2 separate regions of the Mus musculus genome follow, and region 1 is linked to region 2. The links are chromatin loops, found by intact Hi-C in ENCODE. Cell type or tissue: gastrocnemius. All regions are shown on one strand.

Region 1 (8,000 bases), 170 kb before region 2:
TCTCTGCCTCCCAAGCTCTGGGATTTAAATGTATGTGCTGCCATGCTCATTTCGGGAAAGTGTAAGTGCTAAGACAAACATTACATTGAACTGATAGGTATCTCGTGGTAATAAATGATTGTAGTTTATTTTACCTGAGATAATATGTACAGTATTATATACATTCCATATCTATTATGAAATGTTTAGCTTCTGAAGACTGGATTTAAATATTTCAAAAGGAAAAAAAATCTGAGGATTCTTGGTGTGCTACACCAGTAAACACGATGTAGCACACTCGGGCAGATAAGAAATTGAAACTTAACAACATCAAGTTTTGCTTCCCTCGAAGAGAGTGAGAGGCAGGCAGCTGAGGACTGCTGGGTGACCCCTGGCTCGGAACGTGATCCGAGATTCTAAGAGTGTTCCGGAACAACCCTCCTGAGATCACAGCCCTGCTTCTAGGGCTCTTCTGGATCACCAAAGCTGAACCACTAACAGAGAACTTCCCAGGGTGACCCCATGACCATACAGGAAATGCATAACACACCAACAGTGGCCTGGAGCCTGATCGCTGCTCTGTGTCAGACAGAGCGACCAGCCTTTGTGCGATGGACCTGAGACCTTCTCAGTGTGTCGGAAGAAACAGTGGAGCTTTCCTATGCCCTGCCCTCTTTATAGATAAAAAGACTTCTGAGACGGGCATGGTGATACTGTTGCCAGAAGTTTTAGTCTTTGAGCCTTTGCAGTTCTAACAAGCTAGGCTGTTCACCATACACCAACTAAATACACAAGTGACATTAATTGAAAACAGGGAAGGGGGGAGAGCGTTGCTCAATATGGGCACATGGGGGAGAGGAATAAATACCGAGGCCCAGGGACCCCTGCATCCATCTTCAGATGCGCCGGCATAGCTTAGTTTCCAAAGAGGACAGCAAGCGTGCACAGCTCAGCAGCCCAAAATCAGCTGTGGTTCCCCAATCCCTGACCCACGGTTATCTTGATGGGTCCCTCCTGCAAAGCAGTCTGCTAACCATGCAGAACTGTGTGAAAGTTATCCCTGGAAACCAAGCTTGTCTCCTGACAGGCACCTGGCTTCAGCCTTTTCTTCCCCAGAATGGTTTCTGGGGAAATTGCAATTCCTTGGGGATCCTTGCTTGAGTATCTGGTAGGCAAATGTTTCTATCGAGATGCTTACAGTATGTATATAGCTATGACAGAGGCAAGAGGATTGGGATCCTAGACACATGGTAGAAATCCAATCTCAATCAATCAATCAATCAATCAATCAATAATCCAATCTCAATAAATAAATAAATAAATAAATAAATAAATAAATAAATAAATAAATAAATGATTTTTAAAAAATCCTCTAAGGAAAAGCAGATTCTGCTCCCAAAATGCTACATTCCATTCTTGGTCCAGCAGGAGCTTTCTGTAACTCCCAGTCGGCATAGCACTAGCAATCCTCTCTCACTTAGTCTCTGAAAGCTATAGCCAACCTAGAGGTAGGCAGTTCTGCTCTGAGGGCCTCATGGTGCTGTCAGTTGGTACTTCTGTGTGACCCTGTTCTACTTGCTAAAGGACTCTGTCCCATCCTGGCCTCTGGGCATTGGATCTAAGCAAGTCTCCAACCAAGCCTTCTCCTAATTTGCAGACTTGCCACAAGCCTCTTTGAACTACCTTCTTGTGGTATGCACAAATTTTGGCCACATCGTTCGTAGCGTTTGTCTCAGTATTAGTTCAACTGGTGGCTCTGTGCCCTACTCTCTGTACCACTTGGCCATTTGTTATTCTGGTGTTCCATTGCCAAGGGGAATAGGAAACTGCAGAAGACTCACAATCAGCCCAGTACTCTGCATGGCAAGCCCTGTGTTGATCTCCCAGTACTGAGTTGGGGTACAAGGCTACATCCCCAGGCTATGATTCCCGGGATCACAAGGCAGGAGTGGTTTCTACATTTATAAATGACTGAGAAGAAATAAAATTAAAATAATCTGGGGGGCACACAAAAAGTAAAGGATTGAAGAGATAGCTTAACAGTTAAGAGCACTGACCACTCTTACACAGGACCAGGTTCAGTTCCCAGCACCAGGTGGCAGCTCACCACTGTCCCTTGGATCTGACTCCCTCTTCTAGCCTCTGCAGGCATTGCAGCAGTCATACATGCGGGCAAACTCTCAAATGTATCAAATAAAATATTTCTTTTTTGTAAAGTTCAATTTTCCGTGTCCATAAGGGTCTGTGAGAACATAGTCGTATGTGTTCCTTTGACTGCTCTTAATGCTTCTATGGTTCCAAGAGACTTGAAGCCTACAAAACTGAAAATTTTTATTGTCTTGCCTTCTGCAGTAAAAAGTTGTTGACTAACCTCTGACCCAGGTTAAGCCCTCCCTGGCCCGATGGGTCTGTGTCTCAAAGGTGCACAGAATAGTGGGGGAGAGTAACTGGAGCAACTTCTACCAGGAGCCAAGCATTCTGCAGAGTTGGGCCGTTGGTTTTCAACTCTTATCTAACTCAGTCTCCTTGGCTTCTCTTTTCTCTAGACCTGGAACTGTTTTCTTCTTTCTTGTGACTACTTGTCCAGAGCTTTGAAATTTAACACTCAGTTAGGAATGCATATATATTCCTACATGTACCTACATAACAACAATTAATGGAGAGACTATGAATTTGAAAAATAGCAAGGGGTAGGTTTATAGGAGGGCTTGAAGAAAAGGAAGGGGGAAATTATGTAGTTATGATTATTTCACGACATAGAAGAAAAAATTTAAACTCCTTTAAAAATAATCCCCTCATGGCTTTGCCATGACTCACTATTTGGTCCCAACTATCAATGTCCCTATCTCTGGGCATACTAGCAAATCTTTTTATTACTTGCTGAAATTTCCCAGAAAGAAATGGAACTAACCGTCTTTTGCATCTAAGTCTGTTGGGTTATGAGTTAAGCAAATGACTGACTTCTGAACGGGCAGGGTCACAAAGGGCAGAGTATATCCCGAAGCTGTCCTTTGGGCTTCCCCTAGTAGGGTGTGGAAATGGCAGGAAATGAGAATAATTTGCTTACTATGCAAAGATGCATGTAAAATTAATACTATGCATAAATTCACTGGTCAAGCTTGAGAGCAAAGATGGGAGGAAAAAAAGAGAAAGAGCCCATGAACCCATGAATAGTAAGTAGCATTAGAGTTAAGAGAGCCAGGGCTGCTGCTGTAGCTTGCTGGTGAAACACTTGGCTAGATTGAGTTCCTAGTTCCAACCTCCATTATTGCCTCCACCTGCTCACCAGGAAGGAAGGAAGGAAGGAAGGAAGGAAGGAAGGAAGGAAGGAAGGAAGGAAAGAGTCAAGGGAAGCTGTTGTTAGCAGGACTGTTTTTTGCAGCGGTAGCCAGGAAGGCAATATGGCTACAGAAGTCAGCAGCAGTAGGCTACGTGTTATATCCAGGGGTTTCATGGAAGCCAGACAAGCAGGAAAACAGGTGGTGCATACGTAATATACCAAGAATCAGGCAGTACGTGTCTCCTCCCTGGGAAATATGTTAGAGACCTACAAAGCAGAGCAATTATAGCTAGTCAAGTTCTCCAAATTGAAGAGAAAACACTAATACCAGTGGGGAACTAAAGGACCAAAATGGGGTGGGGGTGGGGGTAAGAAGAGAGAGAGAGAGAGAGAGAGAGAGAGAATGAATGAGAATTCTAGGGACAACATCAACGTCAGCAGAAAGAGTCAGGAGCAGTAAACCAACAGTGGTACAGACATCTTGAGACTGCCCCGCCCACAACATGCTTCTCACCTGAGCACTATGGGAAAGTCAGTAGTGCAGGACACCCACGCCCAGTTAAGAGATGGGAAGAGAGCGCCAGAGAGAGCACTTGCAGATGACTCCAGTTGACCTGGATGCTGTATTTAGCAGGAATGCTGGGAGGAAAGTGAGGGATCTTGGTCTGTTGGATGACTTCCACTGGAATCTGAAACTATCTGTTCAGGGAGGAGGGCATAGGGAAACCCAGAGAGTCAAGCCCTCTCCTGAAGCATAGGCCTTCTAGGGCTGAGTCTCCCTTCTGTGCCAAGCAGTGGCACTAGGAGTCTCTTACACTGAGTTTTTAGATGTCTGAACTACTTCCATTGTCTCCGAGTTCAGCGTGAAAGTTATTTATATGGTTGTCCCTGACTTCCTAGATACCTTTAGCCAGAGTCAAGAGAAGAAGTTTGGCTAATTATCTGCCTGTGCTTGTATGTAAGCTAGGGATAAGATTTTGGCCAGTCTTTACACATAACATCAGACACGTGACTCTAAATGAGTCCTACATTCAGTCAAAAATCCGGACAATTCTGGTTATGGTGTTGACATCTGCTCTTGAGACTGTTCTTCCACATCTGTAAAGAGAACCTTCCTTAAAGAATGAATAGAGGGAGCCGGCCATGATGGCATAGGCCTTCGATCCCAGCAACAAAGGTAGAGGCAGAGGGATCTCTACCAGTTTGAGGCCACCCTGGTCTAGATATCCCAGCACTCGGGAGGCAGAGGCAGGCGGATTTCTGAGTTCAAGGCCAGCCTGGTCTACAAAGTGAGTTCCAGGACAGCAACAGCTATACAGAGAAACCCTGTCTCAAAAAACCATTTAAAAAAAAAAAAAAAAAGACTCACTTCAGCACACTGTTTGAGGGATAGCCTCCCCCCCAGTGAGGGTGCCCTCGCCATGGATGGCTGTGAGAGCAGGTTGTAGTAATGAAGACTGGAGCTTGAGACAGTGTCTCATGGTATTCAGCTAGCTTTCTCTTTCTTAGTCATCAGTTGAAACACCCTCCCCAATACACCCACAGGCATGTTTCTAGGTGATTGTAAATCCAGTAAAGATGACAGTGATCCTCACCACTGATGGTAAGTATGGTGGGGAAATGGGGTCAGATCCTACCTTATGTTGGCCAGGGATGGATGATCCCAGAGGCAGAGGAGTGGAATGTTCTCTGGAGCCTGGGAAGTCTTCATTCACTCGTCCATATGGCAAACAATTCACGTAGTATGCCCACTTGCCTGGTGTGTACTTGACAATGAAGCTTGTGCTGACGTTATCTCCTCCCTTGGGAAGTTTACGGTCCAAGAGTTTTGTGACAAAGCAACAGCATTCAGAGTTGAGTATTATGGCGGGAGAAATACTGAGGAGTGGGGGCGGGGCCAGGCAGAGTATTCAAGAGTGGCTGGAAAAATTTCAAGGGCTGGAATTTATCACACAAGCCAAATAAATGCCTGAGGGCCTCTGTGTCCCGTGACCCTATTATAGAATTTATAGCTCAAGGACATCTTTGAGATCCCATGGCCGCCATCCTTACATCAGTTTGGGACCAGCTGACACCTGGTCCTCTCCTATTTTTATCCCAGAGGGCAGTGAGGTTCAAACCCACATAATACAGTTGGCAGATTTCATTCCCCAGAGACTAAATGTGGAGAGGTTCAGTGACTTGCCCAAGGGCATTTATTGAGTCAACAGTTGAAATGGGAACAGTTACCAGATGCTGGGGCCAGGTGACTCCCCCTTCCCTCAGTGTCTGCTAAGGGGAATCATCTTGTGAAGTATCAAATGGCTCTAGTCTTCTGATGAGTGTGCAAATCAAAGAGCAAATGAGAAGGGTAGGTGTCAATTTCCCTTGACGTAACCCCTTCCGACTATGCAGCAACCAACATGAGAAGAATGTGACCTAGGTTGTACTAAAACCATTTTTTTGTTTGTTTGGTTTTTGTTTTGTTTTGTTTTTCTAAATTTCTCTCAGACAACTAGTAAACAGGAGGGCTGGCTGAGTGTCAACCTAACGGAGAACAGAGGAAAAGTCAAGTGTGCACTAGCTTAGGGTTCTAGATAGTTGAAATGACTGCCAGCAACTCATGCCTTTTATATTTGAGTGTCCTGTGTCATTAGTCGTGGAGGGGTGTGGGAGACACTTGTTTTCACTGGGTTATTACTGTTAGTGACATGCAGGACGGGCTGGGGATGGAACCCTGGCTTATTATTACTGTTAGTGAAGTGCAGGATGGGCTGGGAATGGAACCCAGGGTCTCAATCCTGTTAGAGGCAAGGACTTGTGGTAACAGAGCCACAGCCCCATTCTGAGAGGTATGGCTTAAGCACAGAGCATTAATATAGTCCACTTGGGACTTTGGTAAGCTGCACATATTGGATGAGTCCTGGCTGCCTGCATTCCTGCTGATATAACAAAAGGTGAAAGTTCCTATTCAAAAGATGTTCTGTGATTCACTTCACCGGGTGGCAAAGACAACATGGCCTGTATGTTGTGAGTCTACCTAGTCCTTGCTATAGTTTGGATTTGGTGTACCTCCATGCGTTGAAGGCATGGTCCCCAGTCAATGCTATTGTGGGGAGAGGTGGGATCTAGTAGAGAAGTCCTAGATCACTGGATGTGTGCCCCAGAAGAGGCACACATCTTCTTGTGGTACCCACTCTTTTCTCTTTTGCTTCTTCTGGCCATGGTATGAGGAGTTTGCTCAAACATGCTTAAAGATAGACTTTGCCTCCGGCAACCTCACCAAAGGCTTGCCAGAAATTGGTCTTCTTGGTTATGGAGTAGAACCTTTAAAACCATGAGCTGGACAACCTTTCCTCTTTGTAAGTTGATTATCTCATGCATTTTGTTGTAGTGACAGAAAGGCGATTTAAATACCCCTCTCACCAACATCCTTAGGAGTGACAAAGGAATAGGCTGTTAAATTTCACATTGAGGATCCCTGAAAAGAATGACATTGCCTGCAGAATTGCACATCTCTCTTCTTTCAGGTGGTATTTCTAAAAAAGACTGAGGCTTCCTTGGCCCTAGAGAGTGATAATGTGGTTTTTCATTCCAGGCAGCATGGACAGTGTCGTCTGCTTCCCTGTCCTCTTCCCCATGGCCAGGCACAACCTGGACTAGGTCTCTCCAGTTATTCTTTAATAAAACAAAGCCTAGATGGTTTGTGATGGTTTCCTTTGTCACTTTGACTAGGGAGCAGAATATTCAGATAGACAGAGAAAAATCCTATTTCTGCATTTGCTACAGATGTTTCTGGAAGACCTTAACACTTACATTTGCAGACTGAATGAAGAAGAGGGGTGTCTGTAGCGTAGTTGGACATGATCTAATAATCCCTTGAAGGAACAAACAGCACAGAAGAGGTGGAGAAAGGGTGAGCTTTACCACCTGTTTGAGCTGGGGAGCCCCCCTCTCCCTGTCTTTGCACATCAGTCCTGACATGAGAGCCCTCAGGCTTACACTGGGGTTCACACCCCCTGGTCTTCCTTGTTCTTTATCGTGCAGATGGCAGACTGAAGGGCTGCTTGGCCTCCACATTGATGACGCAGTCTCTAATAAAGTTCCACGTGTGCTATGTTAGTCTGCCTCTCTGGAGAGCACAGGCTAACACAGCTCCCTTAATATCTTTCAGCTTCAAAGAGAAAGGGACCTTGGTGAAGGACAGATTATTCGTTGATCATTTAATCTACTTGTAGACTATGTGCTGAAACCTTCTCCAGCCTTGGTTTTATAAATGCACAAAGCACACTATCAGTATCACAAAACATGGAACATCGGCGCCCCTGAGCAACATGCAACTAGAAAACTGCCCGCCTTGGCGAGCTCCTTCCTCACCTAACACGTGGTTACTGGATGGACTGAGAAGAAATGTGCCAAAAGCCCAGAGCCCTTTCCCAGTGTTTCAAAAGATTTGTTAAATGAATCGGCTTTCTAGAACAAACTATTTAGGAAGAAAATTCTACTTAATGAAAGAAAGTTCCTCTTGGCCAGGTGTTGTGGTGGTATACACCTTTGATCCCAGAACTTGTAGGGTAGAGGAGAATGGCAGACTTCTGACTTTGAAGCCAAAGTGTTCTACAGCCAGGGCTATACAGAGAAACCTTTTCTCAAAAAAAAAAAAAAAAAAAAAAAAAAAAAAAAAGGAGAGAGAGAGAAAGGAATGGGACAAATTCTTTGGCTTTCTATCAGGCTGTAGGAGAACCTAGAAGTTTACAGACAA
Region 2 (8,000 bases):
GCCCCTGGCTGCTTGCTTTGTGTTTTGAGTTCCTCTAGTGCTGCATCAAGCATCGCGCACCCGGCCATACCCGGGAGCATCCAACCGGACCTAGGCAACAGCCAGCTGCGCTCGGCCACGGGGCGGGACATTGCGAGGGACTGGGTTTCGGTCCCAGTATTCTCCACGTTTCTGGGGACGTGCTTGTTCTGCCTCTGTGGCACAGTACTTGCTCAGCGTTCGAACGCTTTCTTATTCAAGCCATTTCCACCCATAGTTGCCTTTAAGTAATTTGACAAACCGATTCAGAAAGATTAGTCATCCGTCTGTACATTTTAGTGGAATCTTTCTTTCGACCTTCTTTTGTGAAAACTTCAAAGCAAACTTTAAAACAACTTAGTGGTAGAATATTTTCTAATCTTTAATCACAGGGTTTAGGACCTTCCTATTTAAAGTTTAGCCCACGTGTTTTACAGACCTTAAAGCAAAACAAAGCAAACCTAGCAACGGTGGAAATTTGTTTAAATTTCAATTTTTGCAGAACAGCCTCGTAAAAACAAAGTTTTATGGCAGCAAGCTGACAATGGACTCCACAGTCGTTGGTTTGTGGCTGCCTGAGCCTTACCAAGTCAGCCACAACCGCTCAGTAACTTTCCACGTGTGAGGTGTGCTTGGGCGCACAGGAATTTTTGTATAGCGCCAGTGAACTTTCTGTTTAACAGTTAGCACACTGTATAGAAAGGTCGTTCTGTGCCCAGCAACGGCGGCGCTCCTCTCCCAGGGTGGCGCAAGGACTGACTCAATAGCGCCTAACCCCAAGGGCGCCGTCTTCAGAGTTTCTTCAGGACAACAGGCTATGGGGCTACTCCTGGAGTTATTCCTGGCTTCCATTTGGTTTGGGGGTTTTGTTTTGTTTTGTGCCCTAGGCTTGTTTTTTCTGCCCCTCAGTTCTCCATTCTTGCCCCTCCTTCCTCCAACTTGATCTCTCTCCCCTCCCTCTCGGTATTAGTTTAAGGAAATGTGTTGGTGCCGTAGTTAACAACACAGCCTCTGGAGCCAGGTATCGGCCCAAATGCTATGAGACATTCTTTTTTTTTTTTTTTTTTTTTTTTTTTCTTTTTTACTTTGGACAAAAAGCTGGGGCTGCTTCTTCTGTAAAACGCAGGTGATGGTGACACTGTAACCGATGTGTTATTAAGCAATTAATGTACACCAGCTGTGATAGTGCATGCCTGGAAACCAAGCTCTAAGAAGGCACAGGCGGGAAGATCACTCACTGCAAGTTCCAGGCCAGCCTGGTCTACATGAGCAAGTTCCAGGCTATCCAAGGTTACGAAGCAAGGCCCTATCTCAAAAGCAAACACAAAAGACTGCTGTGTCTGTTGCGCGCTCCAGTGCCTAGCTCTTAGCTCTCTCCCTTGGCATTTGCTCCTTGGCTGGAGGGAACAGGAAACAGAAAGCAGTTACCTTCCCCGTTTACCTCTCTGTGTGATTTGAAAGAAACAGCGAGCTGAGCCGCAGGCTCGCTCCTATGTGGTGTTTTGTTCCGTTCTCCACCTGTGCAGAATCTCCCGGGGAACGGACCGATTCTGTGTTTGCAGGATGTTGGCCATTCTGTGCCCAGAAGGGGGTGTCCTGACCTATGACCCCTGAAGCCTCAAGTGTAAGAGCCCCGCTCTGAGCTGGCTGCTGGTGAGCTGTCCTGCTCCTCCAGCTTTCCACGGTTCGCTTTTCTCTTAGGCAACAAGAGCTCAAGCTGCCACTAGAAGGAATCTTAACGTTAACCCCAGTTCTTCTTTAGAACATGACCAATTTACACTTTCTGGAGAAGCTGTAGCATGGAGTGGTTTTGAAACTGATTGTTCATGTATTAATATGTGTGTGAACGGTGGTAACTAGTAAGGTCAGTTTTCTCTGGTTTTCATGGAATTGCCTATGACGTGCTTTCTGGTTGCTGTTTGACAATCGCTGTGTATCTTGGGCTGGCCTTGAACTCGGATTCCTCCTGCCTCAGCCTCCAGAACGCTGGGGAAATCACCGCATTCTGGACATTTTGGATGTTGGTCCTGTCCTGGGTAAGACTGTAATGGCAGGGCATACAGTTCCTCTGTGCTCAACGGAGAGGAAGGCTGGCCACCAGACAGGTGCAGCACTCAAGAGACTCTGGGTCCAGCCTGTTCTGCCCGTTCCTAGGATCCTGTCTGACTTCTCGTGAGCATCCCCACCTCCCAACGCCTAGAGTACAACGCCTGTCTGGTGGACCCACATGCAAAGGATAAGGCCCTAACTGAACTAATTCCAACATTTAGCAGAGTGCTGGCTCACAGGACACAGCAAGCTGCCTCTGCTGTTGCCGTGGGCATTATGTTATGCTGTGGCTCTTTAAATCATACTCCTTTTCCCCCAGCAGCATCTTTGCATATCTTTGTGTTTCTTTTTTCCTTTCCTCTCCTTGCCCATTTACTTATTTACTTACTTGCTTTCTTACTTTTATCATTGGGGGAGGAGGAGGGGGGTCTACATGTGCCACAGCACACATGTGACAGTCAGAGGACTGTGTTGTCTTGCTACCAAGTGGATTGCAGAATTCAGACTCAAGTCATCGGGCTGTCTTCCTGTTAAGCCATCTGTGTGGCTGTGTGGCCCGAAATGCCCGCCCTCACATGGTGTTTTGTGTGTGGGTCTGTGAGGTTGACAGCGCATCCGTATTGTTTTTTATTCTGAAATAAAACAGAGATGTTAAGAAATCTGGCCCCAGCCGCAGAACCAGTTATGATACCACCTCTGAAGTTACAAAGCTTCCTGACCCAGGTTTCCAGTCCTTTCTGCTTTGCTGAAAAAAAACAAAACAAAAACAAAACAAAACAAAAAAACAGGAGTCAGGGCGGAGGATGTAGCTCAGTACTACAACTGGCCTAGCGTGTACAAGGCCCTGGGTTCAATCCCCAGTACGTGGGAGTGAGGGCAGGAATGCAGAGACTATGTCCACCCCATGTCCTCTCCTCCTGGCACTCAGTATTGGATAAATGGACTAACATTAAAGTATATGGTTAACCTGCATTTTGATTTTTAAAAGATAAGTCTTATTTTTAGGAAAATAGAAGATTAAATACAGAGCTAAATTATTTGACATTTTTAGCAAAATGGATGTGAAGTGAGATATTAATACAATAAAGTATACTTTCTGGGCTTTGCTGTGTAAACAGTGCCTGAAATAATCACATTTAATTAAAATCCCCTTCTACTTAATGATGCTGGTTTTACAATACTTCTTTCTTTCCTGTTTCTATGCTGCCCTGCACTTAGCTGGCATTCAGTTCTTCAGTTTGTCTTGGTCTTTTAGGCAAGCTTTGTTCCTCTCTTTCACCAGCCCCAAGCCTGGAGGCGGGGAAGTGACAAAGTGGGTTAGTATTCTTGCTAATGTGGTCCAAAGTCCCTGCTGAAGGCGTCTCCTGGACACTCTATGGGGATGTGCTGCCCTCTGCTGGCCACATGGATTATTAACGCTCATTGTCAAAATAATAAGTAGATTTAGACAGAGATGATATATTTTTCATCTAACAAAAAGCCCTGAATTTTGTTTTTAAAAAAAAATCCTGAATTTTTGATCCTCTGGAAGCTAATAAGCCACAGTGAGTTTCTTTTAGAGTTATGGGGTTTTTTCTCCTATAGCTTTTTTTTTTTTTCAATTTCTCCCAGATGGTCAGCTTCACCCAACAAGAAAACAGCTGTAAATAGAAACAGTCCAGACTATGTTTAGATGCAAACTGAGTAAGGTGGCCCATGCTGAAGTGTCCCTGTGTGGAAGTTGCTACTGTTTAAGGGAATTAAATAAAAAGAAGGCACCCTCTTAATGCCTTTGGTCAAACTGTGAGTTCAGAGTTTTAGGAAGTGTTGTCCTGCAGGGATATGAGAAAACGCTTTTAGATCTGTAGGAAAGGATGCATCTATTGGTGTTAATACAGCATGTCTCCCTCTGCCAATTCTAATGCTAAATTTAGTCCAAAGATATATTTGTACAGCCTGGTGGGGGCACACCCTTTAATCCCAGCACTTGGGAGGCAGAGGCGGGTGGATCTGAGTTGGAGGCCAGCCTGGTCAGCAGAATGAGTTCCAGGACAGCCAGGGCTACACAGAGAAACTCTGTCTCAAAACATCAACTATAATAAAACTGACTTGTACAGAGTAATGTGCAATAATTAGTTGCTGTTTGGTAACAGGCTGAAAAACACTTAACTATCCAAAAACCGAGACCTAGTTAGAGAAATTAACATATCTATACTATTAAATAATATAAAGTCACTAAAGAGTGCAAAAGGACATTATATTCTTTATATATTATATGTATTATGTGTATATATGCTATATGTGTATGTATATGTATGTGTGTTACGTGAAGATATCACTATGGTAAATTCTTAACCTATTTTATTTTTACATGCATTTATTTATTTGTTGGGCAAGGGGACATGCGGATGCAGAGAAGAGCTTACAGGAGTCAGGTCTTTTTCCAGGGGGATCAAACTCATGGCCATCGGGCCTGCAGCAAGCACCCCAGTGATGGACTCTAGACGACCCTGTTTACCCATGGAGTTCAGCTTGTTTGGCCAGTTACTCCTGGACATGGGGTCTGCCCTGGAGTGCATATTTTATTATTTTATGTGAATGGGTGTTATCTGCATGCATGTCTATGCATGACACAGGTGCAGTGCCCAAGGAAGCCAGCGGATACCAAACCCCACAGAGCTGGAGATGGCTGTGAGCCTGGGTCCTCTGGAAGAGCAGCCAGTGCTCGTAACTGCTAAGCCACCTCTGCACCCACAACATTTTCTTTTCCTTTTTCTTCTTCTTTTTCTTTTTCTGTTTTAAACAGGGTCTCGTGTACTCTGGCTTTGACATAGCTAAAGAGACCTTAAACTTTGATTGTTTGTTTTGTTTTTTGAGTGAGATTTTTCTCTATGTATCCCGACTTTCCTGGAACTCAGTACGTAGTCCAGTCTGGCCTTGAACTCACAGAAATACTCCTTCCTCTGCCTCTCAAGTGTTAGAAATAAAGGCATTCACCACCATTTTCAGCTCATGATAAATTAGTAAGTTAAAAAAAGTAAGATCAGCACACGCCTTTAATCCCAGCACTCGGGAGGCAGAGGCAGGCGGATTTCTGAGTATGCAGATAGAGTACTCATAAGGTAAATAAAAAAATAAATCTTGTTTTTTTAAAAAGTAAGATCTGGAGTTGAAGAGATGATTCAGTGGTTCAGATTGCCGGCTGCTCTTCCAGAGGACCCAGGTTCAATTTGCAGCACCTACTTGGTAGCTTACAAGCTTCTGTTACTCCAGGTCTTGGGCCTCTGACACCTTCTCACCATCTCCATGGGCACTAAGCATACATAGACAAAGTATATACAGACAAAACACCCATACATATCAAAAAAAAAAGTTTTTAAACCTTGGAAGTACCAGAGTGTTATTCCAGGCCTCAGAAGACTGAGGCAGAAGGAATACCATGACCTCAGTGCCAGAATGGGCTACAGACAGAATGCAGGAGTTCATTAGCCAGACAACCATTCTGAAATGGCATGGTTCAGAGCCAGTCTATGGATCACGGGAATAAATAATAAGATAAAGAGTAATAGAGGGGGCTGGTGAGATGGCTCAGTGGGTAAGAGCACCTGACTGCTCTTCCAAAGGTCCAGAGTTCAAATCCCAGCAACCACATGGTGGCTCACAACCATCCATAACAAGATCTGACTCCCTCTTCTGGTGTGTCTGAAGACAGCTACAGTGAACTTACATATAATAAATAAATCTTTAAAAAAAAAAAAAAAAAAAAAGAGTAATAGAGGAAGAAGATACCTAACCTATAGCCTCTCCAAAACTGGTATAAACAGATAGACATACAAACTCAAAAGAAGGAAAATTTATGTTGTGGGTTTCCCTGGTGCTGTTTGTGTTCTGATGTTAATTCTGCTTCTGCAAAAGGGGCTACCCCAACAAGGAATGGATCATGTACTCACGTGATTTCATGTAAACCTTCTCCCCATTTTAACTGGTCAAATGAAGGCTAGAGCCTGTGATTGGGCAATGGAAGGGAAAGGTGGGGTTGAAGGTTCTAGAGAGTCGGGAAAGAGTAGAAAATGAGAGAGGAAGAAGACAGAGAAGAAAAGAGGTTTAAAAAAAAAGAAAGCCAGGTGTGGTGGCGCACGCCTTTAATCCCAGCACTTGGGAGGCAGAGGCAGGCAGATTTCTGAGTTCGAGGCCAGCCTGGGGGTCTACAAAGTGAGTTCCAGGACAGCCAGGGCTACACAGAGAAACCCTGTCTCGGAAAAAAAAAAAAAAAAAAAAGACCACGTGGCCTAGAGAACCCACAAACAACAAGAGATCTCACAGCTGGGGAATAGATTAGTGTAGTGGTAAATCTGCCCAATCCAGGCATATAGCTTATAAACATTAAAACTAAGTTGTGTGGTTTTGCATGGGCATATTGGGGTTAGAGATTTACTATAACAAATTGGTGCCCAATGTGGGGCTTAGAACCCAACTAACCTTAGATAAAAGTCCACTGCACTCACCCCAACCCCTGAATAAATGACTGGGACAACGATCTCTGGCTACAACAATATACAGATTAAAAGCTGAGTGGGTCTGAGGGGTCTACAGAGAGCTACAGAGAGGCTCCCTCTCCAACCCCCAGACAGACAGCTACAGCCAGGGACATCACCCCAGCCTGGAGCTGGAACTTGAGAAGTGCCAGTGTGGGGTTCCCTGAGCCTAGGGAGGGATGGGACCCTGGAGCACAACTTTGTGTCAGAGTGAGATGATTGAGGCATCTATGCCCCAGGGAGACTTTGCATGCTCATTCCCCATATCCCCCAGTCTACACCAGGACATGGGCCAGCCAGACCCACTCTCCAGACTGTTTGTGCTGCAGGCTGCCTGAGATTAGTGCACATGATGCCAGTTGCAACTCAAACAAAAGACAGAGAGCAGGCTCAGAAGTACAGAAGCCAAGGATCTTTCTACGGTCAGCCCCTCCCTGTGAAAAAAAAAAAAAAAAGAAGGAGAGAACTACAGTGTCCTAACTCAAACAGCAAAGGGAGACAAAGGTACAAAAGACTCCAGGTCAGATAATAAAAATTATAAGTTGATAATAAAGATATAAAGATATATATATATATATATATATATATATATATACACACGCGCACACACACACATACATATATGATACTTAAAGATGAAGAACACAATAAATACCTTTGGGGCTTTATGTGATGATATTTTGAAAAGTTCAACAGAGTGGATTTAAAGGAAATAGACATGTTGTCACTTACCATTACTACAATATTTATTCTCTTGATTTATTCTCAAAAGACAAGGCCTTACATGCCTTAAAAAGGGGATTAGAGGGCTGGAGAGATGGCTCAGCAGTTAAGAGCACTGACTGCTCTTCCGAAGGGCCTGAGTTCAAATCCCAGCAACCACGTGGTGGCTTACAACCATCCGTAATGAGATCTGACACCCTCTTCTGGTCTGGTGTGTGTCTGAAGACAGCTACAATGTACTTACATAAAATAAATAAATAAATCTTTTTTTTAAAAAAAAGAATGTATACATTTTTTAAAAAGGGATTAGAGGAAACACTGGGATTAGATAGAAAATAGATTAGTGTAATAGTAAATCTGCCCAATCTAGACATACAGCTTATAAATATTATAACTAAGTTACATGGTTTTGCATGGGCTTATTGGGGTTGGAGATTTACAATAACATTTTTTAAAAATAGGAGCCATGGTGGAGATACAATTCAGTTGGTAGAATGCTTGTCTAGCATAAAAGAAGTCCTGGATTCAAGTCATCAAAATGGATACAGCTAGACTAGTGGGGCAGGCCTCACTCAACAAATCCCAACACTTGGGAGGCAGAGGCAAGCAGATATCCAGGGTTCAAGGCCAGCCTGGTCTACTTAGCAGGTTTCAGGCCAACCAGTGACTTGGCGAGACCCTGCTGAAAAGGGGAGA

Evidence for each region. Peaks named below come from ENCODE experiments on the same cell type or tissue, not always from the same donor. Only the 100,000 strongest peaks of a DNase experiment are listed, where the experiment ranks them.
Region 1: it touches region 2 in a loop (2.4-fold over the local background); 20 of 42 quality-filtered maps call a loop at or near these places.

Annotation. Positions count from the first base shown.
Region 1 is chr10:43,743,552-43,751,551 of GRCm38, reverse strand. It overlaps 1700027J07Rik (RIKEN cDNA 1700027J07 gene), which reads right to left and starts at 5,394. Exons shown (of 4, transcript NR_040581.2): 1 at 4,897-5,394. RefSeq lists an enhancer at 4,874-5,414. In gastrocnemius, no CTCF peak of the experiment used is centred here; no DNase peak of the experiment used is centred here; H3K4me3 peaks cover 1,161 bases; H3K27ac peaks cover 3,228 bases.
Region 2 is chr10:43,570,566-43,578,565 of GRCm38, reverse strand. No RefSeq gene overlaps it. Among named protein-coding and RNA genes, the nearest start is that of Cd24a, 4.6 kb to the left of the region's middle. In gastrocnemius, a CTCF peak has its summit at 3,464 (motif pointing left); DNase peaks (open chromatin) are centred at 725, 1,561, 2,125, 3,440 and 1 more place; H3K4me3 peaks cover 1,328 bases; H3K27ac peaks cover 2,693 bases.